2 separate regions of the Homo sapiens genome follow, and region 1 is linked to region 2. A link is a loop called in an ENCODE intact Hi-C map of the cell type or tissue named here. Cell type or tissue: PC-9. All regions are shown on one strand. Each heading gives the region's core, and the rest is flanking DNA. Links, peaks and the distances in the headings are about the cores only.

Region 1 (5,368 bases), core at 125-5,124, 140 kb before region 2:
CGGGAGCTCAGGGGTCACGGTGGCGGCAGGGCCGCCTCCTCTGACACTTCTCTCCTTGGCCCTTAAATGCCGTCTTCTCCCTGTGTCCTCATAGGGCCGTTCCACTGTGCGTGTCTGTGCCCAATCTCATCTTCTTATAAGGACACTGGTCAGATTGGTCAGGGACCACCCTGATGGCCTCTTTTCCATGTAATCACCTCTGCAAAGACCCCATCTCCAAACATAGTCACATTGTGAAGTGCCGGGGTTAAGACTTCGATGTAGGAATTCGGGGGGTTACGATTGAGCCCGTGGCAGAGGCTCAAATATCTGCTTCTTTTATCATCCCCGTGGCACCTTGTTGCCTCACCTTTGCAGATGAAGGTGCTGGGGAAAGTGCCCTCGCTGCCGTGGAGCCCCGAGGCTGTGCGGCCATCCTGAGCTTGTCTCTGGTTTCAGGTACATCCACCCCTGCGAGATCTGCGGGCGGATCTTCAACAGCATCGGGAACCTGGAGCGCCACAAGCTCATCCACACAGGTGCGTGTCTGTCAGCATTTGGGGTCCCGGCCCTCGCTGGAGGGGGCTGGCAGGGAGGGATGCTGGGGGTCTCCGCGTATTCTACACACAGAGCCGTCGCACCTTGCCTCCCCCATGCCTTCCTCTGTTTCTCCAGCTTTTCCCGTCCTTATCAGCCCTGCCACTCACAGCCCAGCGCCCCCAGCCCCCTCACCCCTCCAGGTCCTCAGGGATCTACTGGAGTCACAGGATCCCCGGGAGGGCTCTGTGGAGGCCGCTGAAGAGGCGACCCCACCCCTGTTACTGCGCTTCTAGCTGCTGGGGAGGCTGGGCCCCTCTCCTTGGTGCATCCTCTTTGCAGCCACTGCAGGTCGGAGCTGCTCGGCTCTGAGTGGCAGATGCCTGTGTTCTCAGGTGTGAAGAGCCACGCCTGCGAGCAGTGTGGGAAGTCCTTTGCCAGGAAGGACATGCTGAAGGAGCACATGCGTGTGCACGACAATGTCCGCGAGTACCTGTGTGCCGAGTGTGGGAAAGGTGGGTACGGGTGCTGGGGACATGGGCCAGGCTCAGCCAGGCCACCCTGCTGCAGGGTGCTGGAAGGGGACATGAGCGAGAACTGGGAGTGTGGGGAAGGTGGGTGTGGCGGGGGCGGGGGCCGGGGCCACGGGCCGAGTGTGGGAAAGGTGGGTACAGGCGCCAGGGCCACGGGCCAGGCTCAGCCAGGCCGCTCAGCTGCTGCAGGGCGCTGGGAGGGGATGTGAGCGAGAACTGGGAGTGTGGGAAAGGTGGGTGTGGGTGCTGGGGGCCACGGGCCAGGCTCAGCCAGGCCGCCCAGCTGCAGGGCTCTGGAAGGGGATGTGACCAAGGTATCTACCATAGTGCGAGAGGCATTGCCAGAGTGTGGCCCTGGAAGCCCATAGGCTTCAGTCGCTTACTTAAGGAAAGAAGGACTCGAGGCAGCATTTAAATCAGGAATCTGCAAGAAAAATCAAGTAGTCCAGAAAGCAGAAAGATGTGATAAATTTAAAGGCACAAACAAATCGTTTTAAAAGTAGGAAAATAATGCAGGATCTAATTGTTTAAAGTATAGAATGATTCCCAAAGCCACCACGGGGTCTGACAGTAGATGCAAAACCCTCAGCGTATTCACTACGCAGACTAGAATCGGCTGCGTGGTGAGAGAGAAACTCACCACGGCCGAGGAATCTTCATTGTAACGACAGAACATTCATTAATAACAAACCTAGTAATAAGATGTCTCAACTTAGTAAGCAAAATACAAAGATAATTCCAGTACACATCATAATTTTAACCCATTCCTGTTTTTATTTTTTTTTTAAAACAACTTCCTAAAAGTTTTGGAGCAGCAGGTTTGTCTTGGGCTGTTTCAAGCGACCCTGCTCATGCTGTCCCGGTGACAGTGTGTTGGAAACACAGGAGCTGCATGAACTGCACTCGCCGGGTGACCCCTATGAGCACCCGTAGAATAACGCTGCGTGTCAAAGCCTAAAAGAACTGCCTGCAGAAAAGGCCAGAAAGGGGGTCTTTCCTTTCCCCACTTCCTGGCCCTCTGTTCCTCACCTCAGAGGCCAGCACAGGCTCTTGCCCCTCCTCCAGGGTAACTTTGCGCAAGGACGGCACATGGGTGGTTATTAAAAAAGCAGCGCATGCACCTCGCCAAGACATATTTTTTAAACAATACAAACAGGTCTGGAAGGTGGCATAGTTACTCTCCCCTCAAACCCCAGCCGGTCCTCGCAGAGCCACTGCGGTGGTTTCTCTGAACGGAATGTCAGTAGCAATGTCTGCCTGCCTTAGCGGGACAGGTGGTTTCTCTGAACAGAATGTCGGTAGCAGTGTCTGCCTGCCTTAGCGGGACAGGCTGGCTTGCTCTTTATCCGCGTCTGCCTTAAGCTCCCAGCCCCTTTCACCACCTGCTCCTCCCCTTTCCTCCCCAATGCCCCCAAGAAGTAAAATGTTTAAGACAGTGTGGTGAGCCTGGCTGGAGGGGTCCTGAGTAGCGCGTAGAGACAGGAGGGGCAGGGGTGGGGGCTTATTCAGGGCCGGGCCTCTTAGGCAGGCAGAGAGGAGCCACACCTGGGTCCCCTGCAGGTCCCCAAATGCCACCAGATGCCCTGGGAGGCAAGGGGTGTGGGGTAAAGCCACATTTTATAATGTTGTAGACATTTTAGTGTTTGAAATGTATTAATTATTTAGTTGCATCGTTTTTTAAAATGAATTCTGAATAGCTGAAATAAAATGCTGGCATTAATACATCAGTTGCCAGATTTATTTTACAGAATACCAAATTCCAGTATTGTCATCGTGCTATCACGCAACAGTTGCTAGTACATACCAGCGCATGCTTGTGCTCATTTGTTTTTTTGATACTTTGCTATTTTTTTTTTACTTGAAAATACGTCTTGGAGATCTTTTTATATCGGAACATGTAAATATTGCCTGGTTTTATCTTTCAAGCCCTTCGTACGATTCATATAACCAGACCCTTTATTTTATAAAGTTTCTGGTTGTTTTGTTATAGTCATTTATTATTACAGTGTTGCAAGAAACACTGTTGCATATTATTACTTTACATTTTTTTCCAGAAATTCTAGCCCTGACCAGGGAATTAGTCAGTGTCAGGGACCAAGTGGGAGGCTGTTAGTAGTCGTGAGAGCCTGTCACCAGCAGGTGGAGGCAGGGGCCCAGCCAGTAGGTTTTCTGTGTGTGTGGAGGAAAACGTCTTGTTCAGAATCACATCATGGGCCTTGAACTACTCAGGAATGATCTACAAGAACTTACTGTGGCCAGTAAGAATATGACACCAGGTATTGAAAGCTATAAAAAAGGCATCCCCTGTTCGGGATTAGAAATTATAAGTATTTAAAAAACATCAGTTTTCCCCACGGTAATTTGTAAATGGATTGACTCACAATCCCAGTAGAGCAAGCTTTAAAATTTCCTCTGTCTGGCAGTTGTGTTTATTTTGAAACTGTTGGCAGATTTTCTTTGTTAAATGGAAGAAAAAACATTACTGTCACCAATGCTGGCTGTGGTGGGGAGGTCAGAATGTGGAGATGCCATCTCTTCTGTATTTTCTGGGTTTTCTGTGACTGTGTATTAGTTTTGAAATTTGGAATATGTTCATTTTAGAAGCAGGAAGAGGGAAGTGCTGGGGTCTGGGCGTGTCAGCAGTGACCGGCACTCTTTTTTTTTTTTTTAATCAAAAGGATTGACAGTAACTTTTTCAGGTGGAATCACTCTTCGGTCATTGGTAATAGGCCTGCAGGTGCCGTCCCCACCCGAGGCCAGGAGTTGTGCAGCTGTGTGTGCAGGCAGCGGGCTTCATCGTGGGGCCTTTGCTCCCCCTGCTGGCCCAGCCGCGCAGTTTTCTCGTAGCCAGGGAGGTCTTCTGGCCCGGCCTTTAGAATTCTGGCAGGAGCTGGTGGATGGTCACCCCTGCATCTGGTGAGGGTGGAATCACAGGGGAACCGTTGACCAGCTTACTACAGAGCTGTGTTCAGGCTCAGTAGTTCTTCCCCAAATGTGGAGGGAACACGGTGGCCTGGGAGTGCAGGCTGCCCACCGCCCTGGGCAGGCACAGTGAAGGCGCCTCTTCGGGGCTGGGGAGGCTGCCTTTGGGCTGGGTCGCCCTGTTCCCTGGTGCGTGTCAGCCTCACGGTCAGGTGTACCAAGCCGCACATGCCTGTGCCCCCTGCGGAGGGCCTTGTACAGTGCTGTCCCTGCCAGCGCACCACAACCTCTGACTCAGCCCCTATGCCAGGGCCACCCTCTCTCCACTGGCTGTGTGAGTGAGGCTTTGGAGTATTTCAGCTTCTTAAGATTGGCTTCTTAAATTACAGGTAGATTGAAACCATCTCGCGTCCGAATCCCAATCACCACTCATATTGTCAAGGTTGAAGGGAACCTTTAGTCATGCTTGTATTAATCTATCTCTCACCGAATTCTCCCGCCGGGTTGCCATGGGCACGCAGGGAAGTTTACCCACCGCCCCGGCGTTGCTCGCGTGGTCAGGGCTCGGCCAGGCCCTGGCAGGAGTGAGTGAACCTGATGTTGCAGTCAGTCCCTCCCGGCCTCTGGGCACAGTCACTTCCCAGGTCTCACCGCTGGTGGACTGACCGGGATCCTCGGGGGCCGGCCCACACCCTCACCAGTACCGCACGGGCCGCTGCCTGTGCCTGCCCCAGGGTCTCGGGCATGGGCCCCCAGGTGGGCTGCGTGGGGGTGTGGCCGCCTCTGACTCGCTGTGTCCTTGAAGGCATGAAGACCAAGCACGCGCTGCGCCACCACATGAAGCTGCACAAGGGCATCAAGGAGTACGAGTGCAAGGAGTGCCACCGCAGGTTCGCGCAGAAGGTCAACATGCTCAAGCACTGCAAGCGGCACACGGGTGAGTCCGAGGCCCGGGCCGCGCCAGCCACGGCGCTCACTGTGTAGGGAAGCCAGGTGGGCCGTGGGAGAAGAGAGAGCCGCCTTGAGACGATTCCTCTTTGTGATTCCCACTGAGTGCCGGGTTCCCCAAGAGAGCTTCCTGGGGCCGGGGTGAGCAGCTGCATATCTCAAAAGGTCCCCCTCCCACAGGGGCCTCGTCACCGGAGAGCATGCTGCACAGCTCACTTCCGGCATTGGGAGACTGGTCAGTCTTTAAATGTTCCTCCCGTTCAGCTGTTTCCCCCTCAGGAATGTGCACAAGAAATAGCGACCAGACAAGGGCCAGGGATGTGCATGCAAGGTTGCTTGTCATCTTTTGAGTTAGGGAAGGCGCTGGAAGGTCAGACGTGGCCTCGGTAGGGCACTGGCTAAGCCATGGTGAATCCAGAAAAGAGCAAGGTGTCCGCTCGGGTGATGTG
Region 2 (5,368 bases), core at 203-5,202:
AGCATGGAGCCAGGGTTCCACGTCCCCCTCGTTCCAGCTCAGGGCGAGGAGGCGGAAGGGAAAGGAGGGAAACAGAGCGGTGAGGAGTTTCACTTTTGTTCTCTCTTTTCTGTGTGCTTCCTTATGTTTTAAATAACATTTATGCGTCATTTACCAGGCGGCGTGTGCATTATAATTCCCTCAATTTTACTGATGAGGAAATCGAGGCAGGAGGAAGTTGAGTACTACAGAGCTGTCCTGTGGAGCCGGGCCGTCTGGCACTGGAGACAGGCTTCTATCCACTCTGCCTGCGGTTCGCAAAGTGGGGTCCCCAGCCAGCGGCACCAGCATCACCTGGAACTTGTGACAAATGCACATTCCAGGGCCCTTCTCCAGACCCACGGAATCTAGGGCAAGGCTCAGCCATCTGTGCCTTAGGGAGCTCTCCTGGAGATTCTCACACTGGTCCAGGGGGTTCTTCAGTTAACTGACACCTTTGTTGAGCACCTACTTACCACATAAGCCATTGACGAGATTGTGCTGGAAACATGCAACTATGCTAAAAACAAAGACTGTCACCTGCCCTTTCAGAGCTACGCAGAGCAGCCTGAGACTCACAGCGAAACAGCTTTTGTCTCTGGGCAGTTGCAGAGCAGGTTTGTTTGTTTGTTTGTTTTGTTTTAGGCTTTTTGCCAAATACCAGAGGCCAGAACTATGGAGAGGCTGCTGAATCCAGGGCCAGGAGGGCTCCAAGGAGTTTGCAAACCTAGATCTCCGGGAGGCCCTGGTTAAAGGAGGCTAAATCCGTTGGGACAGACATGGGTGTTTCAGGTTGGGATCTCATGGCTGAGTGTGCAAGCTGCCAACACTTCCGTGTATGCTTTATTCCCGTGGTTTTTGTTTGTTTTGTTTTTTTTTTTCCAGATTTAAAGACTAATAGGAGATGAGCAATGGCAGCTTTGGGGACCTTTTGTCTTTGCTTTGGCATTTTGGCCATTGGCTGATTTTAAAAACAAAATAGAACTATCTGGTGGCCCCAAGCCCCAATGCATAAGCTCAAGGTGGAGTCCCCAGGGCTGTTTTTCCCGATGGAGAGTTTGGTGCCCATTCTGTGATCACAGGGGAAGCTGCTGGGCCGTTTTCACCTCCTCCTCCCACATACACAGGCATGCTTGCGGTAGACTCACAAGAAGTTACAGAACATCAGCTGCCCGCAAAAAGCATCTTTTGTGAAAGACAGGGAGCAAGGATATATTAAAAACAAGCAAGCAGCTGAGGTGGGTGGATCATGAGGTCAGGAGATCGAGACCATCCTGGCTAACACAGTGAAACCCCATCTCTACTAAAAATACAAAAAATTAGCTGGGCATAGTTGCACGTACCTGTAGTCCCAGCTACTTGGGAGGCTGAGGCAGGAGAATCGCTTGAACCCAGGAGGCAGAGGTTGCAGTAAGCCAAGATCACACCACTGCACTCCAGCCTGGGTGACAGAGTGAGACTCCATCTCAAAAAAACAAAAAAACAAGCAGGTGCAGGTGCTCATGCCTGTAGTCCCAGCTACTTGGGAGGCTGAGGTGGAGGGATCGCTTGAATCCAGGAGTTAGACCAGCCTGGGCAACATAGCAAGACCCTGTCTTAAAAAAAAAAAAAACCCGAAATTGAAAAACACAAAACAAGCAAATAGACCTGAAACACTCCAGCTACCCCTTCTGTAAGGAAAGCCAACAAGAGTTAGTCCCAACCTCATCCCACTCCCCAGACCCCTTCCCAAACCCCTTCCCAGACCCCACTGCCCACTTTCCGTGGGGGGGAAAGGGGAATCATTAGGGCATTCCTTACATCCCGGCTGTCTGGCAAACTTAAATGGGTTACACCTGGAGCCACTGGCCCCACTTAGTAACCCGAGGATACTCGTGGATGCAGGCTGCTTTCCTGACCCCGAATTCGGTGCCCACGAAACAGCCTCTCAATCTGAGGACAGGATTTTCACATTGTCCCTGTGCATCTGAGAAGAGCCCGCTTCCCCTTCAGGAGACGGAGTGTATGGACGGCCTCTGGCCTTAGACAGTTCTGCAGGCCAAGCCCTCTGGCCTCTGCCACTCATTAGCTGGGCCCGTTACATAACTTCCCTGGGCTCTGCCATCGGCCTTCCCACCAGCAGAAGCTGCAAGGCTCGGAAGGGCATGACGTCACTTGCAGGGCATTCTATTGGCCATCGTGAGTCACAGGCCCGCCCAGATTCCAGGGTGTGGAAGAGACTCCGCCTCTCCGTGAGAGTTGCTGTTAAGTCACATTGCAAGGGGGTGTGAACTCAGGGAGTGGAACAATTGTGGCCATTTTTTTGTTGTTGTTGCAAACAATCTACCACACAGGGACGGCTGCATTTAATCCTCACAGCAACCCCACTGGCCAGATAGAGAAACTGAAGCACAAAGAGGTGAAGATCCTCGGCCCCATCAGGAATTGCCAGGGCATAAACCCTGGTCTGCCTGCCTCCAGAGTCTGGGCTCTCGTTCCTACCCTCAGGGGCTGGCCTGTGTGCTGGGACCCCGAGGCACATGGCCCAGTTCTTGCCCCATTGCCCATCAGTGCTCAGCTCCCAGTTACCGCAGTCACCCTAAGGCACCTGGAAAACGGAGGGAAGCAGGAACAGGTTTGCTTCTGGTGCCTCCGCCTGCCCTGGAGAAGTCCAGTCCTTCCTCTTCCCTGCAGAGGAAGCTTACAGTTTTATCTGAGTCCTTTTCGCTGTGTGCTAAGCTTCAGGGTTACAGACAGGCTGCTCCCTTTGGTGGCCTTTGTTGGAATGCCATCAGTGTGTACCTTAGGTTCATAAATAATTCAGACTGGCAGCTACCCAGGAAGGAAGCAAACGCCCAGAGCTCACAGCCGAGACAGGTTACAACAAGAATGCGGTGAGCAATGCTGCCGATGGAGAAGCAGGGAGGCAGGAATTCAGGGAACACTTGCCAGCTCCCAGATTTCCAGGTGGGCTCGGGACCACGCTTGTCTTGCAGAAGCTGCGTGCCTGGCCCCCAGCATGCTCAGGGTGGACATGGGTGGCTAACCCAGCACCCTCCCCAACCTTCTTCTCCCCTGCCTGCTTCCATCCAGAGGATGGAGAGCTAAACACTCACCATCCCACAGTCCCCTGCAGACAGAGGTGACTCAGAGATGGCCTTGACAAAAGATCCAAGAACTGCTGACATCCTGGCTCTGACAACGTGAACCTCAGAAGCCCCCAGCAGAGACATGGCTCTAGTCTTCTTGTGATGGGAGAAGGACAGTCCCTACGTGTTTAAGTCACGGTGGATGAGTTTATTCTGTGACTTGCAGTCCAGTGCCTCCTGATAGTGACAGAAATCGCCAAAGTTCTGACTTGCTTTTTCCGGCCTGCTTTTATTCTGCTCACTCTAACAGAGCCAAGCATTTGGCCAGTGTTCCAGTCTCTCCTGTGGCCCTGAACACCACCTCAACGGTTTCCTGTTTACTTTACCTCTTAGGCTGCTAGAATTAACCACTTGCCATTATGCCCCTGCGTCTCCCTACGGCCCCTCCCTCATGGTCTTGCCACCACACCGAGCTAATTTCTTTTGTATTTTTTGTAGAGATGGGGTTTCGCCCTTTTGCCCAGGCTGGTATTCTTGGGCTCAAGCCATCCTCCTGCCTCGGCCTCCCAAAGTGTTGGGATTCTAGACGTGAGCCATGGTACCCGGCCAGCAAAGATTTCTTAGAGACAACATCAAAAGTATTCGATGTTTAAAAACAAAAACTAAAACCATAAATTGGACTTTGTCAAAGTGAAGAGGTTCTTCTGCTTTTGAAAGACATTGATAAATGAATGAAAAGACAAACCACAGGAGAAAATACTTGCAAATCACCCATCTGATAAATGACTTGTAGCCATATAGATAAAGATTGCTTGAAACTCAACAGTAAGAAAACAAAGAACCTAATTTTTTAAAAAAAGAAGAGAATAGGCCAGGCACAGTGGCTCACACCTGTAATCCCAGCACTTTGAGGGGCTGAGGTGGGTGGATCACCTGAGGTCAGGAGTTTGAGACCAGCATGACTAACATGATGAACCCCTATCTCTACTAAAAATACAAAAATTAGCCGGGCATGGTGGCAGGTGCCTGTAATCCCAGCTACTCAGGAGACTGAGGCAGGAGAATCACTTGAACCCAGGAGGCAGAGGTTGCAGTGAGACAAGATCGCGCCATTGCACTCCAGCCTGGGTGACAGAGTGAGACTCCGTCTCAAAAAATAAAAATAAAAAAAAGAGAAAAGAATAGATACTTCACCCACCATATAGAAATGGTAAATAGCACATGAAAAGAGATTCAGCAGCATCAGTCATTAAGGAAACACAAATTAAGACTACAGTGGCTATTACTACAAGCAGCTTAGAATAACTGCAAGAAGAGCTCCCACACCAAGTGTTGGCGAGGATGTGTAGAGACCAGAACTCTCACACCCTGTGGTTAGGAATGTAAAATGGTACAACCGCTTTAGAAAACAGTCCCAGCTACTCGGGAGGCTGAGGCAGGAGAATGGCGTGAACCCGGGAGGCGGAGCCTGCAGTGAGCCGAGATGGCGCCACTGCACTCCAGCCCAGGCGAGAGTGCCAGACTCTGTCTCAAAAAAAAAAGAAAAAAAAGAAAGAAAAAAGAAAACTGACGGTTTCTTGACAATTAAACACACAGCTACCACATGACCCCATTGTTCTGCTCCGAGGTATTTATCCAAGAGAAAAGTCTGTGCCCAAGTGAAGACTTTTGCATAAATAAGCAAAAGTCATAGCAGCTTTATTTGTAATAGCTACAAATAGAAAAAACCCAAATGTCCATCAATGGGTGAGATGGATAAAGGAACTGCAGTATAACCACACAATGGAAGGAGGCATATGCTGACTATCTTGTTGTTGATGCTGAACATCTTGAGCACATGTTCAAGACTTGCACATGTGTCAACACATGTGAGTTGCACACTTTAAACATGTATAGTTTATTATATGGCAATTATACCTCAATTACGTTGTTTAAAAGATGCTTTCGATGCTTTCGAGATTATTAGTAATTGGGGTCAGGGCTCAGGGGAGGGTCAAAAGAAAACTTTTTAGAGTGATGAAAATGTTCTATTTCTTGATTGTGGTGATGGTTACACTACAGCTACCAATTGCTAAATTAAAATAGGTGGATTTTGTTGGATATAAATTATAACTCAATGAAGCTGAAGAAAAATAAATTTCCACTGAAATATCTTGGTATATAAGGACAAGGGGAAAATACTCTAGGGGTGTGTAATTTTTGTTTCTAGTAAAGTGAAAATTGTAATTGGAGAGAAAAAATTAAATGCTCTTTCAAAAAGTAAAAAATAACATATGTTTACA

The links. Peaks named below come from ENCODE experiments on the same cell type or tissue, not always from the same donor. Only the 100,000 strongest peaks of a DNase experiment are listed, where the experiment ranks them.
Region 1: it touches region 2 in a loop (12-fold over the local background); 2 of 110 quality-filtered maps call a loop at or near these places.

The regions. Positions count from the first base shown.
Region 1 is chr21:41,815,245-41,820,612 of GRCh38, reverse strand. PRDM15 (PR/SET domain 15) reads left to right here. Exons shown (of 24, transcript NM_001040424.3): 17 at 439-518; 18 at 912-1,031; 19 at 4,777-4,908. Among named protein-coding and RNA genes, the nearest start is that of RIPK4, 51 kb to the right of the region's middle. RefSeq lists an enhancer at 3,708-3,757. In PC-9, for the core only: CTCF peaks have their summits at 2,991 and 3,192 (motif pointing right); a DNase peak (open chromatin) is centred at 3,222; H3K27ac peaks cover 613 bases.
Region 2 is chr21:41,675,961-41,681,328 of GRCh38, reverse strand. LINC00111 (long intergenic non-protein coding RNA 111) reads right to left here and starts at 2,027. Exons shown (of 3, transcript NR_024367.1): 1 at 1,819-2,027. RefSeq lists an enhancer at 2,032-2,181. In PC-9, for the core only: CTCF peaks have their summits at 2,497, 2,703 and 3,146; DNase peaks (open chromatin) are centred at 638, 2,178, 2,788, 3,148 and 1 weaker place; H3K4me3 peaks cover 3,618 bases; H3K27ac peaks cover 5,000 bases.